3 separate regions of the Homo sapiens genome follow, and all the other regions are linked to region 2. Evidence: read pairs that join two places in POLR2A ChIA-PET (ENCODE). Cell type or tissue: MCF 10A. All regions are shown on one strand. Links, peaks and the distances in the headings refer to the core of each region. The heading gives the core; the rest is flanking DNA.

The links. Peaks named below come from ENCODE experiments on the same cell type or tissue, not always from the same donor. Only the 100,000 strongest peaks of a DNase experiment are listed, where the experiment ranks them.
Region 1: POLR2A ChIA-PET joins it to region 2 with 9 read pairs; 3 of 35 experiments call an interaction of 5 or more read pairs at or near these places.
Region 3: POLR2A ChIA-PET joins it to region 2 with 8 read pairs; 4 of 35 experiments call an interaction of 5 or more read pairs at or near these places.

What each region holds. Positions count from the first base shown.
Region 1 is chr7:108,152,541-108,164,074 of GRCh38, reverse strand. It overlaps NRCAM (neuronal cell adhesion molecule), which reads left to right. Exons shown (of 33, transcript NM_001037132.4): 31 at 3,583-3,714; 32 at 4,534-4,612. Among named protein-coding and RNA genes, the nearest start is that of LAMB4, 28 kb to the right of the region's middle. In MCF 10A, for the core only: no CTCF peak of the experiment used is centred there; no DNase peak of the experiment used is centred there.
Region 2 is chr7:108,064,830-108,069,829 of GRCh38, reverse strand. LAMB4 (laminin subunit beta 4) reads left to right here. Exons shown (of 34, transcript NM_007356.3): 18 at 1-122; 19 at 1,671-1,814; 20 at 3,230-3,461; 21 at 3,911-4,068. Among named protein-coding and RNA genes, the nearest start is that of LAMB4, 63 kb to the left of the region's middle. RefSeq lists a silencer at 1,706-1,930. In MCF 10A, for the core only: no CTCF peak of the experiment used is centred there; a DNase peak (open chromatin) is centred at 3,119.
Region 3 is chr7:107,956,056-107,961,055 of GRCh38, reverse strand. LAMB1 (laminin subunit beta 1) reads left to right here. Exons shown (of 34, transcript NM_002291.3): 18 at 407-611; 19 at 1,222-1,365; 20 at 1,576-1,807. Among named protein-coding and RNA genes, the nearest start is that of LAMB1, 45 kb to the left of the region's middle. In MCF 10A, for the core only: no CTCF peak of the experiment used is centred there; a DNase peak (open chromatin) is centred at 2,105.

The DNA of each region.
Region 1 (11,534 bases), core at 2,859-7,858, 91 kb before region 2:
GGTATGACCTCTCATTACCGCCACCCCACCCGGTATGACCTCTCACTACCCCACCCCACCTGGTATGACCTCTCATTACCGCCACCCCACCCGGTATGACCTCTCACTACCCCACCCCACCCGGTATGACCTCTCATTACCGCCACCCCACCCGGTATGACCTCTCACTACCCCACCCCACCCGGTATGACCTCTCATTACCGCCACCCCACCCAGTATGACCTCTCATTACCGCCACCCCACCCGGTATGACCTCTCATTACCGCCACCCCACCCGGTATGACCTCTCATTACCGCCACCCCACCTGGTATGACTGCTCATTAGCGCCACTCCCTGCCCCCGTTTGACCTCTCTTTAGTGCCACCCCATCTGGTATGACCAGACGTGACCTCTCATTAATGCCATCCACCTCCCCTTCCTCTTTTACCTCTGTCCCTCAATTACCCAGTCTTTCTTATCATCACAAAGGATTTAAAACAGATTTGTTTTCACGAGGCCCAACAGCTTTTTTGTCAGTTGTCTCCAAACTTTGGTTAAGGTCACATTTTGCTCTTCCTAAACACATCTAAGCGTTTGATGTCTAAGCATTTGAACAGGACATTTTCATCCATAGTGCATTCTTCATAAATAGTAGAGAACAAATAACCATTTCCCTCACCCTGTCTCTCTTCTGTGTTGATTCTATGGTTCTGAGGACTCAAGAGCATTTTCCTCAGAGACCTCCTACCACAGAGCACAGATATCCATGACAGCAAGCAACGCCAGAGCAGAAGACTGTTGTAAAGCTGACTTCCAGAAAACAAAGCAAATCTCATTCTCCTGCCATATTTTCTGTTTTCATGTTCTTTATATGTGTTTAATTTATCATTTTGTGGATTACTCAAATAATACATGAATATAATTTTATTGTTAAAAAAAATCAAGTAATGAAGATTCTCTTTTACTCCGCTACCCAGCCCTTCAATGGGTGATATCCACCCACTGAAACTGATTCTAGAAGGAAAACTCCCATAGGTTTAATTCTCTCTCTGTGGGGTATATGTGTGTGTATGCGCATGTGTGTGTATGTGTGTGTGATGCATGATCATGGTTATGGCTTGGATTTGTATGTCCCAGGTGATTTTAGATTGTCCTGAAAAGGCTTCATGCCTATTTTAATCATTCTGGAATTTAAATCTTTTCTTTTATGGATGGAAAGTCAATAGAAATTTTTATTCCATTTACACAGTTTCTGTTTTATATCAATTTCTGGTGTACTTGTGTGTGTGTGAATGTGACTGTGTGTGTGCACACATGCACCTATTACCATATTGTGTCTGCCTATTTTAAATAATAGGGCAGTGAAATATTCGATACTTTTTTCTTTAGACACAGAGGCAGAAATTCAAAGTCAGTGAATGTGGATGTTTGTGTACCACCCATCAAACATCCATCCAGTTTTTCCATGGTTGCATAGCAGCAAACTGCCAGTCAGTAGTTCGATTTTGGCAGTCACCATCCTTGTAGAACAATATCTCTGCTAGTACCTGAGTATCTTGTTTTTCCCTTTTTAGTTGCATTTAATTAGATGAAAAATGTAAATGCTGAATGTATTTATGACAAGGCTGTAAATCAGCACACTGAAAACAAGAACTATAGTCAAATGCTTAAGAGACTTAATGCCATTTGGTTTTTGGTTCAGTTTTGAAGAAAAAGCACAGACCAGGCATTAATTGAAAGAAATATGTTGCCAAAGAGGATGTAATGATGGACTTTTAATACCTTTTTGCCTGTCTCAGAATAGGAAGTGCCTATAGCATTTTATTCTTTAACTTAAGATTTTTGCAGATTTGGTATCTGGATTGTTTTTAGGAATGCATTACAGCAGTATAATATAATGGCTAGTAGCATATTTTCTGGAGTCAGACACAGGTTGCTCCAACTCTTGGGCAAGTTCTTAACCTTCTCTGGGCATGGATTTATTTCTGATGCCTACCTCAGAGAATTGTTGTAAAGATTAAATGAGATGTGCCTTCAGCACAGTGCCTAGCCTATGGTAAGGGTCCAAAACTGTTAGCCATCAGTGCTATTACCATTGTCCTCATCTTCATCATCATGACTATGGTATGTGTATGGAAAGGGGAAACTGCCTAAACTGATGCTTTACTTGTGTGTGGCTATGATACAGCTCAAAACTTCTCTAATAAGGCACGAGGGCCTATTGGGAAAAGGCTACCAGCCTTTGACTTGTATTTCAAATAAGGTATTTTTGCTTCTCATTTTATTTCTTCTACATATGTCCATATTTTTTTTAACCTTCCTCTTCACACTTGATTTTTAGCATTTCCTTTTTCTCCCTAAACTTTGTATGGAGAAAAAGAGGCAATGAGATGCTATTTTTGCAACATTAGCTGAACCTGGGATATGCGTAGTCATGTTTATTTCTGCATCCAGAGATCACACACACCTAACTCAACTGTGTAAAATATATTCGGAAGAAATTCAGTCAAATTAAAAGCATGATATAAGCATGCTTATAGAGTCAAAAGAAGAAAATGTTTTATCTTGATTATGGTCAAAAGAGAGAAAATAAAGGTCTTTTAAAAAAGAATTTATACTAGTTAATTAAGCAAATCTGCATGGGCATGTCTGAATAGCCATTGATGCTGCACTTTTTCCCATAAGATTGATACTTTAAAATAATACCCGAAATGCTCATTATTCTGTGGTTTTCTTAGAAATTTTGCATATTATGACTGATGGAATAAGGGGTTTCACATTTATTAAACAGAATAGATGCAAACTGAAAGGATATGTATACACCTAAGTGAGTACTTTCTTTTCAAACTGGTCATGTAGGCAAATAATGAGTTCACTGACTGAGAGATATTCCGGTCTTTTGAATGGATCCTTAGCAATAACGAATATTGATTCTTTGAGGGTGGATTTGGTTTTTCAGAAATTTCCACTCAGAACCAACTCTTGTGAATGAGATGAATAACAAATCTAAGTAATATTTTGGGTGCAAATTGAGATGTTATATAAAACAATATGGCTGTTTTCCTGATCTGGAAAGGTTTCTTGTGTGGACCGTTTTCTTTTTTAACAGATTTCTAAAAAATACTGAAAATGGCAACAGCCTTGCAAGGACAGTTTAGCCTCTAAAAGCAGTTCCTTTGAAGAGAAAATACTCAATTAGATGTATACATTCTGTTCTGTTTAAAACTCAGTTTTGTATTTTTCTCATTATACTTAATGTAAAATGTATCCTGTTAACAGTGAATACTTTAATTGGTTTGGGAATTTGTTTTTATTGAGAATATATAGTGAAAATAACTGTGAACACAGTGTTCACCAGGGGTTTTTAGCATTTAATGTGATGATTATTCAGATTTCTCTACTTGAATTTTTTAATGAATGAAGATTTTTCAAAGTTAATTATTCATATAATTCCTGATTAATAATTGACAGATCCTAATTTGGGGCCACATGTAAAATATATGAAAGCTCACATAACGTGGCAATTTTTTACTCTGAGAGACTGCAGCAGTTCCCATCTCCCCTTAACCTATTGCCACCAACACCATTGATTTGTTTTCCAGCGATGGCAAGCCGGCAGGTGGATATTGCAACTCAGGGCTGGTTCATTGGTCTGATGTGTGCTGTTGCTCTCCTTATCTTAATTTTGCTGATTGTTTGCTTCATCAGAAGAAACAAGGGTGGTAAATATCCAGGTAAGAAAGAAAGATTAAAATTGCTTTATAATGCTACATAATAATCCATTAAACTAAAAAGATCATGGGGGAAATCATGTAGATTGTAATATTTTGTCTTCCCAGAGCCATGAGTTTGGACTTTCTCTTCAAATGACTTTTGATCCCTTTTTATATAATGGCAATCTAAACATTGTCAATGATCATAAGGCATTTGGAGGAGTAAATCAATCAGTTCTCTGAAAACATTAGTGAGCCTACTTTCTTAGACTCCACATAGGTTATGGATGCTGAAGTAACACCTAAAACCAACTGGCAAGGAGAGAGTTGCAGGGAAGGTTCATGGAGTTTTTCAAAGGAAGTAATGCATGAACTAAGTCTTCATATTGTGATGTGTAACATTGCTTTCCCTATAAGGTAATGGTTTATTCAATTTAGTGGGCCCATTAAATTTATATTTTCTTTACCTGACCATTTTCCCTTCAGTGACAAGAAAAAAAAAATCTGTGAGAGAATACTCTTACAAAAACAATTTTCAACCATTAATATAGTTAACAAATAGATTGGTAAAATAGGGGGAAATCTTAGAAACTTAAAAATTATTTATCAGGTGAGAAACTAGTCAACTTTATGTGTTAAAAAATGTACATTCTATTGGGTTGCCTCAAAAATAACTAAAATACCAAAATATATGCATGGCCACCATATATATGGTTATACAACATCTACTTGTGTATGGAATTATTTTTCACTGCTGTATATCTCAAAGAATGCTTTCATGGACTTTGAATAAGAAAGAACAGGATCAACAGATAATAATACCATTTTGGCATTTTTTAGTTAAAGAAAAGGAAGATGCCCATGCTGACCCTGAAATCCAGCCTATGAAGGAAGATGATGGGACATTTGGAGAATACAGGTGAGCCCCTGCTTCTCTGCTCTTCATCTTCTCTGCCCACATGAACACAGTCCCGAGAATAGAACTCAGCCAGAATATGCTCTGCCTGGCATCTCATATTTTCCTCAAATAGAAGTTTAGGGATACTTCCATGTATCAGTGTTTACATGTCCCTCATGGTCAAACATTTTCATTTTTCATTGAAAAACTAAATTTTGATTTTAGTCATAATTTTGGAGATGGAATGTCTCCCACTTTGTCATATTTTCCATGGGACCATGCTGTATTGATCAATCTAGCAAAGCCAATATGCTACTATGAGCATTAAAACAACAAAAAAGAACCTCCAATGCCTGCATTGTAAAGAAAGCTATACTTGTTATCTTCTAAACATGCTGTAATAAAACCAGTGTAAACACACTTTTTCATCTAGAATTTGAAACTAGTTTTCCTAAACAATACCCATACCCTTGCCCTTTAATCATGAAATGGTGACTAGATTGTTTTACAAGCTGTTACTTATTAAGAAATGTCGTAGCCCTCTAGGCAATGTGTTACTCACAGAACTTTGATAATACATTCTTGGCTTGACTCCATCATTAAGGGAAAATGTTAATATAACCTATGTGCTAAATTTTTTAAAAATCTTCTCTTTAAACAAAGATAAATCTTTTCAAGAGAAGGAAAAGATTACTTTAGATTTGTTTAAATTAAACAGAAACAAAGTACGTATTTATTTAAATAAAATGTGGGCATTCTGTTATTCTAAAAGTATACCTTTTTAAAATACCTTTTGTACCTTGTTTTTTTCTTTTTAGAAGCCCCTTGCTTATATAAAATACCTTTTAAATATGCATTAAGCCCATTTTGAGACATTGTTTGCAAGATGAAGAGGCTTTTAGGTGAAATAAAATATTTCACTATTGGGATTACCAGGCAACATTTGTAGAGAAGATATTTATGTTAAGTTTTACCTGTCTCTAGAGCTCATTTTTGGTTTTTCCATGTCACTATCATGTCAATATCATAGAATTTCATGTGACATAATCCTAAGGATAAAAAATGTAGAACTGATTGAGAAAAAGACATATATTTTCAATAAAATCATTTTCATATCATTTTCCAGGCAGATACCTGTGTTTTTCCTTTATTATCTCAGCCCCTAAGTTTTTATATTGTGATCTCTTAAAGAGAGATAACTATGGTTTCAAAAAGTTCTCAGAATTTCTGTATCTCATGGTACAGAAAAATGCATAGTGAGGGTTGTCTTGATGTCAGAAGTTGGTTCTGGAGCTGAAGGTGTATGAAAACCTCATGCAGCGTCCACACCCAGTTCACCCAAGAGGGTTTTGTAACACATTAGAGCAGCCTACAGAAGCCCGTAGCCTAGGGCATCTGGATGAGTAGAACTTTGCTGAAATAATTCACCCTTCTACATGTTTCTCCTGTAAAGCAGGTAAGCTTACAATTACTAAATAACTTCTTATTTCTAAGAGTTCTTGTGGCTGTAATTATCTACAGGATATGCATACCACTCCCTTATGTATTGTGATGAAGCAAAATCTTTAATGTGGCCCTGAAAAAAAATGTATTTGCATGAATTGGAAATAAAGCATTGTCCTTCATACATTCTCCACATGGTGATGGGTTCCTGTTCTACATTATCATGCCTCAGTGAATCTAGCAACATACTACTCACCACCTGGGTCTCAAACATCAGCTTGCTCTTACAGCGATGTGAAACCATGATCTGAGGTCATGTGACTTTCCCAGATAACTGCTGCCTACTCCATTAAAACTTGACTAAAATCAAGGTTGATATTTGGGTGATGGTATACTGGAAGCCCAAACCCCACCACTATACAATGTATCCACGTAACAAACTTGCACATGTACCCCCTGGATCTGTTCTAAAAAATGGAGGTTGAGTTTTATGAACTAGCTTGGAATCAAAAGACTGTTAGTTTTACTTTCAACTCAGCCATTGCCTGTGATTCATAGTTCTATGATTTCTGTTTTCTTCTATGAGCCATCTACTAACAACTTTAATAGAATTTTGTGTCTGGAGCAGTACGTGGCAAGTATTTGGTTACTGGCCTCATAAGCACTGTGTTTACATCTATTTGGTCATATGTCTTTGTCTTAGTGTTAATTTATATGTGCTATGTTGGTAAAGTGTTTTCAAATAGCTGTCTTTAGGCCTTAGTTTCTCAGGAAAGAAAGACTTTGCATTTGGGCTTATTGAGTGCAAACCCAATTGACACGAAGACAAAAACACTTGTACATTTGTCATACATGTAATGACATAAATTTGGGAGGTGCTAAGGGAAATAAGGTTCTGATGGGTGTCTTCAACTTGAAACATAACTCAATGATGTAATTTTTTCAATGAAACTAAAAGTTCATAAGGACAATCCCACAAGCAAAATCACTTCCCCAAAATTCCAACCACATTTTTTACTTTGATTTACAAAGATACGGCTTTGTCCTTTGATTTCCTGACACTACCTCAGAATGTTTTCCCTTTGGTTTATTTTCTATTTGAAGAAATCCAAAAAGTGTTTATTATCTTAGAGGCTGTAATTAATGAAAACAGTTCCAACTGTTTATTAACAGAATCTTTTATTTTTAATACATTTAAGTGTCATTCACTTCCTGAGATCACCAGGTTCCTGTCTCTGTTTTGCACTTTCTGGAAGTTTTGAGCTCTGTATTATTTATTGATTCTTATTCTCTTTCATTCCAAAAATAAATTATTATGCTGACCAGACACATACAAAATTAGGACTATTGCCTAGGTGTAAATTAATTCCATTTCTGATTTGCTCATTCTCCAGTTTGATGATGAAACCGTTTCTACATGGCTGGCTCTAAGCCAGATGATATTTCATAGTGCAAAGAGGGATAGAACCTCACTGGTGGCCAAATGTGATTATATGCTATAACCCTGTGCCCCTACTCTGACACCCACCCCCAAGCAGTTACCCTCTGTTGGAAGCCTGCAGCTTTCTTTGTTTGTTTCTTTAATTATACAGACAGTAGGATCTGCATCCTTACTAGCATATAGAAAAATCAGAGAAACAATGCAACCAAGAGTGTAAGTATTTTTTTATTCTTTAGATCCATTTTCCTTAAAACCAGAATAAACCTAGGTCATAAACCATATGCCCATGTTACTTGAACTCATAACTTACTACATAATTGGTGGCTCTTGCCACATGAATCTTGTCATTCATGTGAACATGGGCTTGTGGCAAGCATGCTAACCCATGCTCATAAGGCTTGAATGATGCCAAGATGTGTCACATTCGTTATATACATTAGAGTTATTTTGCTCTCAAATGTGAACTGGCTTGTGAGTAAAATAATAATGGACTTTTAGCGAGTGGGTAGGAAAGAGTATTTGGGTCATGAATGTTACTTGAGCTGCAATGTGGTTTGGCCATGGGAGGGTGGTAACAACAGGAAAATCAGACAGAATTATCACAGATTTACCTGCTGTTGCCGAATTTTACTCAGTAGGATTTAACAGATGTGCACACTTCTGAACAAAGTGCTATTGAAAAACAATTTGAACTCCCTAAAAATTTATTCTTAGGGAAAGAGAAAGGAAAGGATATATTCCAATGATTTGTCTGCCGTCATAAAACTGAGGGAATGAAATGTTTTATGTTAGAATTTTTAAAAAAATTTTCTAAAATGCCCACTGTCTCCTCTATTATTTTACAGTGAACTCATTCTGCCAGTATTTATGAGTGCCTACTGTATGCCAGGCCTTGGGAATATTCAAACCAATAGAATTTGGTCCCACACAGGGAGTTTATAGCCTAGTGATGGATGCAGGGAAGTAAAAGAACAATGACCAGAGTGTGAAAAGTGCTATGAAAGAGATATAACTAAGGTACCAAGGGAACAGAAGCAGGAAGGTAAAGCCAGGTGGGCAGCATAGGAGGAGGATGGTACAGGGAGTCTTCCCAGGGGAAGTCATGCAGTTTTAGCATTGTGATAGGAACATTTCTTTCCACTGCACAATGATCCTGATTCATGAATCTAAGTATCAAGAATATACTTGATATTGTATCAATACTTGTATACTGGATACTTTGTAGGTGCATATATATATATGCCAGCACTGTGAATATGATTTATATAATATGTATATATTTTATTTTGAAATCCATTCAACCTTTGACATCCAAAACTAATAATTAATGTCTGATACACACCATCCTTAAACTTTCTCATTAAAATGTGAATGAATTTTTACCTGTTTTGTAAAGCTTTGAATACTACTGCTGCCTACTCCATTAAAACTTGATTAAAATCAAGGTCTGCTATATGTGTGTGTGTGTGTGTGTGTGTGTGTGTGTGTGTGTGTGTGTATATATATATATATGACTTTTAAATCATCTTCTATGACTTCTTGATTCATATCATTTGGGAAACTCTCCTTTCATATTTAAACTTGACATGGCAACTTCACTGAATACAATGTCAAAAAGTTATTTACTATTTCATTACAAAATTCATCTTGGAATTGAAAAAGGCAAGCCCTCATACTGTGCTTCTCATAGAGTCATAACCACTCACTACACCTGGAAAGTTCCGCGTGTGTGTTGCACAAGGTATTTCTTAGGAAAAAAAAATCTCTCTGAAGTAGGGACCTGGAGTGGAGAGAAGAGATGTGATGGGAGATGGACATGTATGCTTGTTGAACACAAACCCAGCACTGTGTGTATGACTTATATAATTTTTTCTCATTTAACCGGATTCTAATTATTGAAGTATATGATATTATATCACACCACTTATTAAAGACTGGTCTTCAAAAGATCTCACTGCCTTTGAATGGCTTTTCCTGGAAAGACTCTGTTGGAGGAGGGAGAATCCCACTTCCTTCTCTTCTTTCAAGCACAGCCCGTGTTGCTGTTGATTCTCTCCTCCACCACAGCCGTTAAGCTGGCGTGAATGGATGTTTTGGGGGAGCCCCTTCTTGGCTGGTCATTAATGATAACTGTTATGATTTTGTATGTAAAAACCCACATGAATCAACAAGCAAATATTATAATAAGAGAGTTTAGTAATGTTGCTCGACACAAAATTAACATAAAAGTCTTATATTTCTATGTATCAGCAAGCAATTGGAAAATAAGACTTTAAAACTTATTCTAGTTATGATAGCATAAAAATATGACATAGGAATAAAGCTAACAAAAAGATCTTCCACCAGTTTCAAGACCCTATATTCCATTCCATTGGTCAATCTGTCTATCTCTGCACCAAGACTATAATGTCTTAATAATATAGGTTTTAATAAGTCTTGATATCTGCTAGGTCCAGTTCTCTAACTTTAGTTGTCTTCTTCAAGAACCTTTTAAATATTCTTAGCCCTTTTCATTTATTTGTACATCATAGAATCAGCCTGCCAAGATCCACATAAAAACCTGCTGAGCTGTTACTGGAAATAAATTGCAGCTAAAGGGCAATATGGGGAAGGTTAACATATTTACTATATTTGAGTCTTCTATCCATGGATGTAGAACATTCCTCCATTCATTCAGATCTTCTTTAATAACTCTGAAAGTTTTATTTTCTTCGGAGGTCTTACACATATTTTTGTTGGATTTGTCTTTATATACTTCATGTTTATGGTCTCATAAATGGAATAATATTTTGAATTTTATTTCCTAATTTTTTGCAAGAACATAAGTAGAATTGACTTTTATGCTAATCTTGTATCAAGCAACATTATTAAAATCTCTTTATATTCTAACATTTACCTGTAGATTCTTCTGGATTTTTTATATGCACAATCATATCAGTTATGAATAATGATAGCTTCCTTTCATCTATTTCTTTTTCTTATCAAGTTGCTTAGGACTTTTAATTCAGTTTTGATTAGAAGTGGTGATAGCAGCCATCATTATTATTATTTCTGATTTCAAACAAAGTTTTCAGTGTTCACCATTAAGGATGATGTTTACTTTAGGTTTCTTGTTGCTACCCTTAATCAGGTTAATGAAGATACATTCTATTCCTAATGTTAGGAATAAAAATACATTCTATTCCTAATGTTTTTATCATGAATGGGTGTTGAGTTTTTTCATATACCTCTTTCTAAATTTACTGAGATTATCATATTTTTATTTTCTTCTGCTAAAATAATGAATTATATGAATTGATGTTTTAATGCTAAAATAAGCCTGCATTCTTGGAATAAACCCAACCTGGATATGAAATATTATCTTTTTCATAGATTGCTAAATTTGGTTTGGTCATGGTTTGTTTGGGGTTTTTTCATCTATGTTCATGAATGAGATTAGCCTGTAGTTTGACTTTCTTAAAGCATTCTTATTGGTTTTGGATATCAATGTTATACTAGCCTCAAAAAATGATTAAAGGAGTGGTTCTCATGACATATTCAAACTTTAATATCTCAAAATGGAACCATTGATTTTCCCCTCCCAACATGCTCCACTCCATAGTAACAGTACTTCCAAGCTTCCTGTTGCTCAAACCAAAAATCCTGGCACCATCTTTTTCTCTGTTATTCCATGTCTAACCTATCAGAAAATCCTGTTGGCTCTACCTTCAAAATATGTTCATAATCTGAGCATTTTATACCACCTCCAGTGTTCCACTCTGGTCCAAGTCACAGTCATCTCACTCCTGGATTATTGTAATATTCTCCCCTGACTCTATAGAGCAGAGGTTGGCCAACTAAATATTTTAGACTTTACAGGCCGCGCGGTCTCTGCTGCAACTCTGCAATTCTGCTATTGTAGTGCTAAAGCAGCCATAGACATTATGTGATAAATGGGCGTGGCCTAATTTTACTGTAGTTTACCAACCCCAGCCCTCTAAGGTAGGCTATTCTCAACACTGATGGCAGAGTAGTGCTTTTAAAATATAAGTCAGAGCATGTCACTTATTCTTTGAAACC
Region 2 (5,000 bases), core at 1-5,000:
AGATGAGTATCAGCTTCACAACTGTGTTGAAATTGCCTCAGCAATGGGACCTCAAGTGCTCCCGGGTGCCTGTGAAAGGCTGATCATCAGCATGTCTGCCAAGCTGCATGATGGGGCTGTGGGTAAGTATCTGTTTAATGGGCTCTACTGAGGCACTGACATCCATACAAATGCTTTTTGGAGCAAATCAATTTATGTTAGCATCCACTCCAAACAACAACCAAAATACCCATCACTCAATGATTAGATACACAGAGTGGTCTGCTGATGTGTTGGAATCATAATGCACAGTACATTGAGTGTATAAAAGAGGAACTTTGCAGCAGCATTTATAGGCTAGATGGCTGGAACAATGATCCTAAAATATTCATTTGGAATTCTAGGGCTGGAAGGAACTCCAGACATCTTTCATCCCAAAATATTCATTTAATAAATGAGCATATTGGGGCCCAAAATCTGTATGTAACTTGCCCATTTCATTTAGCTATGGAAGGGCTTTTCTCCCTCAGCACTACTGAAATTTTGAGCTGGGTAATTCTTTGCTGCGGGGGCCTGCCCCATGCACTATCAGGTGTTTAGCAGCAGCCCTGCAGATCCTATACCGGTACTGCCCTCCCCTAGTTGTGACATCCAAAAATGTCTCCAAACTTTGTCAAATGTCACCTAAGGGACAAAATCATCCTTCAGTTGAGAAGCATGGCTATAGAGTGACAGCTACAATGACAGCCGAGGCTTCCTGAATGTTAGGCAAATGCTTTTTCCATTAGGACAGAGCTATGAGTTCAGGGTACCCACCATGTCATGAAATATATGGAATAGGGGGAAATAAAAAACTAGTAAGGGGGACCGGGCATGGTGGGTCACACCTGTAATCCCAGCACTTTGGGAGGCTGAGGCAGGTGGATTGCTTGAGGTCAGGAGTTCGAGACCAGCCTGGCCAAAATGGTGAAACACCATCTTTACTAAAAATTAGCCAGGTGTGATGGCACGTGACTGTAATCCCAGCTACTCGGGAGGCTGAGGCATGAAAATCACTTGAACTGGGAAGGCGGAGGTTGCAGTGAGCCAAGATCACACTACTGCACTCCAGCCTGGGCCATAGAATGAGATTCAGTCTCAGAAAAACAAACAAACAAACAAACAAACAAAACACTAGTAAGGGGTATGGTGGCAGACACCTGTAGCCCTAGCTACTTGGGATGCTGAGGCAGGAGGATTGCTTAAGCCCAGGAATTCAAGGCTACAGTGAGCTATGATCACACCACTCCAGCCTGAGTAACAGAGTGAGACCTTGTCTCTAAAAAATAAAGTAGTAGGTATAATTCAGCACCAATGTAGAACATCAGGAATTGAAGTATTAAGAATGCCAATAGTATTAATTACATTAGAATAATTATTTAAAACCAATTTTAAGTCTGTTAACTTGTTAAGTAATGTTTATTGAGCACCCTATGTACCAGCACTATTCTAACTACTTCGCAGAACTTATTTCCTTTTATCCATACAACAATCCCACAAGGCAGATTCTATATTATTCCTATTTAACAGATGAGGGAGTTGAGTATTAAAGAGGTCTTAAATGAGAGAGAGGTGAACTATAGCTACTAACAAGGTGAGGTGCTTCTCTGCCTCTTCATTCATTTCTACCTCCCTTCCATTGTTCCTTGCAGCCTGCAAGTGTCACCCCCAGGGCTCAGTCGGATCCAGCTGCAGCCGACTTGGAGGCCAGTGCCAGTGTAAACCTCTTGTGGTCGGGCGCTGCTGTGACAGGTGCTCAACTGGAAGCTATGATTTGGGGCATCACGGCTGTCACCGTACGTAGCAAAACACACAAGGGGAAACACTTGCTCACAGTCTTGACATTTTGACAGCAGGCAAAGTCATGGAGGGGGGTTTTAATGGGAAGGAGATTGGAAACCTGACTACATTATTCAGACTATCTATGTACATAAAATATACTGAACATTTTTTTGCTACACTTCATTCATCCATTCATCAATGGGCCCTGACTGTAGGCAGAGCTGCATTAGGAACCGAGAGTAATGAACAAGGCATAGTCCATGCCTCTGGAAGTTTGCAGTCTGTGTCAAATGGTTGGTAGTTCAGTTAAAACGTGGAACACCATGAAGGGAGCTGGCAAAGCCAGCTTGAGGATCTAGCTCACAAACCCAGTGGCTGGAAAGGCTAAAACAATGATAAGATTGGGGAGTCAAGAAAGGGACAATGCTGTCACCACAGACAAGACTTCTCCCAATGAGGATATCACCCTTTCTGATGCGAGGTTTGCAAACAGCCTTGTAACTCATTTTATAAGTCACCCATTGATAAAGGTTTAGATGGGGCTTCATCCACAGCTGATAATACAGCTCTCATGGCTAATATGTTCAGGTATATAGTTCTCTCTTCACAGTGTAAATCATTAGTGAAAATACTGTTCCCTCAGATTCCTACCTTAGGAACCATGAAAACCTACAGGTAGGTTAATTTCCTTTCCAAGTAGGGAAACATATCTTTTCAATCATAATCCAGAGAAATGGTTCCCCTTCCTGGGCATTGCTTGGGCATGGCCACCTACCCAGCCCATCATTGGATCCATCATTGCTTTCTTTTCTTTTCTTTTTTTTAAGAAAAGTTACAAAATGCCTGAGATACACAGAGGGATCTAGACAAAGGAACAAACATTTCTTCCATGCGCCACCCTATCACATAAACTGGCATCACATTTTGGCACAGGGAAGATTGGCTCAAGGGATTCAACAATTTATCAGAAAAGGATTGGGCCTCTTCCATCTTGTCTAGGAAAAAGAAAACTCTGACCATGTTAAGATGGGCTCTTATATGGTTTATAATCTAGAGATTATATTAATACTATACCATTATTTTAGTATAGTATTTATATATACTATATTAATACTAAAATATTAATACTAGAGGTTATATTAATATACCTAAGATATATGGAAGTTTAAGTCGTTAAAAACATGTTACTTGTTTTTAACAACAAACGTTAATTAAACCCAATTGTTCGCAACATACTGTTTATCCAGTGACTCAGTGAATTGTTATTTAACGTTTACCTGGAACTCATTATATGCTGTGTCCTAAGCACGTTACAGGCTTGCTTAGTTCACTGGGATTGGGAAAGGAAATGAGACACCAGAACTGTAACTCTTTCACCACCACACACCACTCATCCCCGCTCCAGCATACTTCTCTTTGCTTCATCCAGCATGTCACTGCCATCCTCAAGGATCAAAGGACACTGTATGTGACCAAGTAACAGGACAGTGCCCCTGCCATGGAGAGGTGTCTGGCCGCCGCTGTGATCGCTGCCTGGCAGGCTACTTTGGATTTCCCAGCTGCCACCCTTGCCCTTGTAATAGGTTTGCTGAACTTTGTGATCCTGAGACAGGGTCATGCTTCAATTGTGGAGGCTTTACAACTGGCAGAAACTGTGAAAGGTATGGAATTCATATGCACTTTAATTTTTAGGTCTTTAACACTTTGTTCCAATCTCCTAATAGAGATCCATTGAGTAGAGACTCAACAATATTTAAGTGTGGGAGGGAGGACTGTTATAGGTCGGGGAGAGCATTGCTTTCTCACCCTTCAAAATCATCTTACGAGCCAGAAAATGCAGGATTAAATCAATAACACACATTTGCCTGGCATGTTACTTTCTATGTTCCTCAAATGTGACATGTAAATCGAGTGCTATTACATAGAGTTTAATTGACCATACGTTGAGACTTTTGATATAAAAACCAAAAGTCGTTTTGCAGAGCAAATGAACATCTTCTAAAATATTCAGTTTTCAGAGGTGCACTGTTTTAAAGCATAGCAAACCGTCATTGGCTAACATGTGATCTTTTCCTGGAAACATTTTGGTGAAAGGAAATTGTCTTGACAGGTGTATTGATGGTTACTATGGAAATCCTTCTTCAGGACAGCCCTGTCGTCCTTGCCTGTGTCCAGATGATCCCTCAAGCAATCAGTATTTTGCCCATTCCTGTTATCAGAATCTGTGGAGCTCAGATGTAATCTGCAATTGTCTTCAAGGTTATACGGGTATGCAGTATAGTGCTTGATGCAATTTTTTCTCTTTATCCCACACTGTAATCTGTAAAATGATCATATATTCATGACTTATCTGTCTTGGACAAATGTGTGGTGCAGAAATGGTAAGAAGACACAATGTGATAAATAGCTGCTTTATTGAACAAAGAATTTGAATGATTCACAAACCAATGACAATTAAAACTCATCAGCCACTGAGCTATGATTGTTTGCAAATAATGTTCTAGAAAACTAATTGACCAAATGAGACCAAATCAAGTTAATTTATTTAAAATAAAATTATCACGTTAAGTAAGATATAAATGTGATAAAGTAGCATATATATTATATATAACAAGCAACTAAAAAATAAATGGAATTAGTCAAATGCTTTCTTTACATAATTTCAAATATTCAATTTGATATTTCACAGACATTACTAATTTTTTTCAGGTAGCTTGAAGCAATATTTGGGCATTCTACAGCCATCACATAAGTCTTAATTCAAAACATGTATCTCTTGCTCAATTGAAAATTTTATTTTAAAGACTTTAAGAGGGCTAGGCACAGTGGCTCACACCTGTAATCCCAGTACTTTGGAAGGCCGGGAAGTGGGTGAGGGAGGATTACTTGAGGCCAGGAATCCAAGACCAGCCTGGGCCGCAAAGCAAGACCCTGTCTCCACAGAGAAATTTTAAAAATTAGCTAGGCATGATGGATTGCACCTGTAGCCCTAGGTACTGGGGAGGCTGAGGCAAGAGGATCGCTTGAGCCCAGGAGTTCATGGCTACAGTGAGCTCTGATTATGCCACTACACTCCAGCCTGGGGCCTATGCAACAGAGCAAGACCCTGTCTCTAAATTAAAAAAAAAAAAAAAAAGGTATTTACACATGAAACATGAGTGTGAATGTTTACTGAAAATAAGAAGATAACTTATGAAGTC
Region 3 (5,000 bases), core at 1-5,000, 110 kb after region 2:
CCCCATGGAAAGGATTTATTCCTTCTAAAAATATAAAATGTCTTTTAAAAAAAACAGCATTTCACTAGGCGTAGTGACTCACACCTGTAATCCCAACACTTTGGGATGCTGAGGCAGGAGGATCATTTGAGGCCAGGAGTTCAAGACCAGCCTGGGCGACAAAGCAAGACCCCATCTCTAAAATAAAAATAAATAGCATTTAAAAGCCATCAAGCTGTGTAAAACATATCTAAAATTTCCTGCCAAGAGTATTTAGGAATAGGGAGGTTTATACTTTATTTAATGAGTCTAATGATTTCTGTTCAAGGGTCAAAGAAGCATTTGGGTTTTCTACACGTTTGCTTGCTTAAACCCATGCCATGGGGCACCACTGTAAGGATGTTTGGCCGTTCTCATTTCTTCACAGCTTGTTCTCATGCCATACTGTAAATCACTGGACATCTTCACCGTGGGAGGTTCAGGAGATGGGGTGGTCACCAACAGTGCCTGGGAAACCTTTCAGAGATACCGATGTCTAGAGAACAGCAGAAGCGTTGTGAAAACACCGATGACAGATGTTTGCAGAAACATCATCTTTAGCATTTCTGCCCTGTTACACCAGACAGGCCTGGGTAGGTATTGCTGGGCAGCTGCAGCAGCTGCTGTTTCTGGCTCTGAGTATATCTGGCACATGAAGTACAGTGGAGTGCCCACCCCCTAGCCCTGTGTTAGGCAGCACAAGGGAAATAGTGTCTCAGTTACAGTTTGTCTTTATCTTTTTAAGTAATATTTCAGTGAAAGAGCACCACTGAAGATGGAATTGATATTCAAGAAATATGCAAATAACAGGTGACCAGGGGAAAAGTCCATGAGGATAAAGCATTTCCATAAGCAGGGTAGGGAGAGGGGAATGGAATCAGAGAAGCATCAAATACCTGAAATGTATGTTTTTCTCTTTGAAACGTCAGACCATCCTCTGAAGGTCACTGGGCTTTGGTCTAATGTCCTGTGATATTTGAGCTTTGAAGGCAAGGGGAGAAAACATTAATGACCTCCTGCCTAGAAAAACTGTTTTGATCTGCCAACTCTGCCTCCCCTTTCTTCCCTTCCGCTCATCATAGGGATGATACTGTTTTAAACCAGAACTCTGAATAATCCAAAGTAGTTAAAGGAGAAAGGATCAGGGAGAGCCCGATGATGTGCTGCTCCGTGTCATGGGTTCTGGCCTCTCTTTACCCACAGCTTGTGAATGCGACCCTCAGGGTTCGTTAAGTTCCGTGTGTGATCCCAACGGAGGCCAGTGCCAGTGCCGGCCCAACGTGGTTGGAAGAACCTGCAACAGATGTGCACCTGGAACTTTTGGCTTTGGCCCCAGTGGATGCAAACGTAGGTTCCTCAAAAGCATTGTTATGCATTCATTCAGATTAACTCAGCCATTGTGGCAGGGTTCCATTGCTGCAGAGCCGATGCTTCCCTCCTGAAGTTGATCACACCAACCCATGAGCATTCTGAATTGGGGACAGGGTGCTTATAAAAGGAGCATGTTTCCATTGAATGAGTTTCTCAAGGCAGTTCCTTGTTTGCCTGTTTCTTTAGCTTGTGAGTGCCATCTGCAAGGATCTGTCAATGCCTTCTGCAATCCCGTCACTGGCCAGTGCCACTGTTTCCAGGGAGTGTATGCTCGGCAGTGTGATCGGTGCTTACCTGGGCACTGGGGCTTTCCAAGTTGCCAGCCCTGCCAGTGCAATGGCCACGCCGATGACTGCGACCCAGTGACTGGGGAGTGCTTGAACTGCCAGGACTACACCATGGGTCATAACTGTGAAAGGTATGCAGATGCTGAAAGTAAGGAGAATGTAGTGATCTCTGGCTGAGCAGACAGCATCTTAGACCAACCACAGAATTCATCTCCACCAGGCTTCAGCTCGCTCATTCATTTCTGACCACCTCACTATTTTCTAGGATCTTGTTTGTTTATCCAGTACATATTGAGTTGACATCCTCTATGTGCCAGGCACCGTTCTGGTGCTGGAGATACCGCAGAGAACAAAACTGACATGAATCCGTCCTCTTGGCGAGTCACCCTAGAGCTTACCATAGGGCTGTATAGAAATTCTGTCTGTCTCAGCAGATTCTGGCGGAGGATAAGAGTTGTGAAATGCTCCTGCCTAATTTAGGCGAAAGGAGAAACTAATCCAAATGGGATTAGTCATTTTAAATAGCTTTGTTTTTCAGAACGTTTTATGCAACTACAGTTTCCAGGAGACTCTATAAAACATGCCTAAGTAGATCTGTTCTCCAGTTAGCAAATGTCAGTTGAATAATCATTATGGATGTGCTAGATGTAGAGTAAGAATAGGAGAGAGAATATACCTCCATAACATTAATAGGATAGCTCAATAGATAAAAAATACTCCGTATGAAAAAGTTACCTGCTGACTTACACTGTTTATTACTAATTAAGAAATGCAGACAGTACTGTTAGAACTGGCTTTTTGGGCGTAATAGTCTCCACCTTTTCACTGTGATAATTTTTCTCTCTTCCAACATCCATTCGCCCTATCGAAGATATTTGTTTTTAAAAGTCACTTGTGAAACATTGCAGCAAGTGCTTCAGTCAGTGGTGAAGTTACTCATCAGGTGAAAGAGAAATTGTTAGTGAAAAACTGAGTATGTGATTAACTTTTGGCATGAAGATGTTCATGGAGGCAAACACGTGGCTCTCGGCTCAATGCTAGAACGGTACTCAAGAATTTGGAGGTCCCACGGACTACCCTTTGAATAAAAATTATCCCTTCCAACCTTAAAATTGTGTTGTAGAAAGATAGCAAGGACACAGTTATACAACAGTGAAAGGAGGAAATTAATATTTTGGGGTCATCTTTTTCTTTTCAGCCGTTTTCCATTATTGTTTTTTCAAAGAGAGATGGAGAATAAGTACGAGAGAAAGATATGAGAAAACAGAGAAAGACATGAGAAAAAGATTAACAGGGAGCAGAGAGAGGAGGGGGAACAGAAGCAAACAGCAAAGGGAGCTGCCACAATGCTGATTCAGAATCAGCACTCACACTGTAGAATGCATTTGAACGAACATCATGTCAGAATGGCATAGTTGATATCTGTGACCAGCTTTGGATTTTATTTGTAAAGGGTTTTGAGAATGAGAAAGGGTATGGGAGAAGGAAGATTTTTAACAATAGGTTTGGGTGGCAAACACTTGATTTTAAGTATTTGGAATTCTACTATCTAGTTTGAGCCAGTTTCTCATCATTCTTTTTTCTCATTCCAAGATAACCAGAGTTTCAATCCTGTGAATTTACAAAAAAACTCTACACTTAGATTGTCCCCAAGGGGAGGCAAGAAATGAACACTCAGTTTCTATCATGATGTATTTGGATTGCCTCCAAAAGACTTGAGAAACAAATTGAATTGGAAATCCTTGGACCTCAGTTCCTGGCCCAATTCTGCTTCTAACTTGCTTTCTAACCTTGGGTGAGTTAGGATATCCAGCTTCTAGAAAATTTTTTTGAGACGGAGTTTTGCTCTTGTTGCCCAGGCTGAAGTACAGTGGTGCAATCTCAGCTCACTGCAACCTCTGACTCGCAGGTTCAAGCAATTCTCCTGCCTCAGCCTCCCAAGTAGCTGGGATTACAGGCTTTTTGTTGTTGTTGTTGTTTGTTTGTTTTGAGATGGAGTCTCATTCTGTTGCTCAGGCTGGAGTGCAATGGTGCGATCTTGGCTCACTGCAACCTCTGCCTCCTGGGTTCAGGTGATTCTCCTGTCTCAGCCTCCCAAGTAGCTGGGATTACAGGCACAGGCCACCATGCCTGGCTAATCTTTTGTATTTTTAAGGGAGATGGGGTTTCACCATGTTGGCCAGGCTGGTCTCAAACTCCCAACCTCAGGTGATCCACCCGCTGCAGCCTCCCAAAATGCTGGGATTACAGGGGTGAGCCACCGCACCTGGCCGGAATATCCAGCTTTTCATAAGTAGAATAACTAGGTTGGATGAGATTGTCTCCAAAGTTCCTTCAAGATGTTATGTTGTAGGACATAAAAAAGTAACATAATTACCATTCACCTTGACAAGCAGGCTAACATAGTAAAAGAATGTATTGCTTTAAGGACCCCAAATTCAAATTCTGGCTCATTATTTAACTAGTTGTATAAACTTTGAGAATCCTTTGACCTCCCTGTATTTGTTATCTTTAAAGAGTGGGATTGACATGTTGGATATGGGAATTAATAAGTAACATGACCCATCCCTGCCTGAGTTTGGAACCACCTGAGAGACAAACACAGGGGCTACACAGCTGGAGAGCACCCCTGTCACCCCCTCAGCTCCAGTACTGGGAAAAGCTGGGTTATAGCACATGGCTTTAGACCTGTGGCCACCGTGGGCTTGCCAACACATCACCCCTCTCAGGCATAGGCAGAGGCTGACAGGTATAAGCCCCGCCTAGGAGGACAGACTCTGTAATACAAGGAGGGAGCAGAACTGAATGGTCAGGACAGGCAGGCAGCTGATAGAACAATCAAGTGCACATGGGGAGAGGTGGCTCTTCCTCTGGGGAGCAGTGAGTGAGGGGCCAGATGAAGCCATGGGTGTCACTCGAACGCAGTGGTCCTGCAAGTAGGATCCCTAGATCAGCAGCATCAATATTATCGGGGACCTACTGAATCAGAAACTCGGTGGGAGGAGCCCAGTCATCTGTTTCAGGTGATTGTGATTGAAGCTAAAGTTTGAGAACCACTGTTCCCATAGTAAATCTTCCACATGAAAACATAAAGAGAGGTGGGCAGATCACCTGAGGTCAGGAGTTTGAGACCAGCTTGACCAACATGGTGAAACCCCATCTCTACTAAAAATATAAAAATTAGGCTGGGTATGGTGGCTCACACCTGTAATCCCAGCACTTTGGGAGGCTGAGGTGGGTGGATCACCTGAGATCAGGAGTTCAAGACCAGCCTGGCCAACATGGTGAAACCCTGTCTCTACTAAAAATACAAAAATTAGCCGG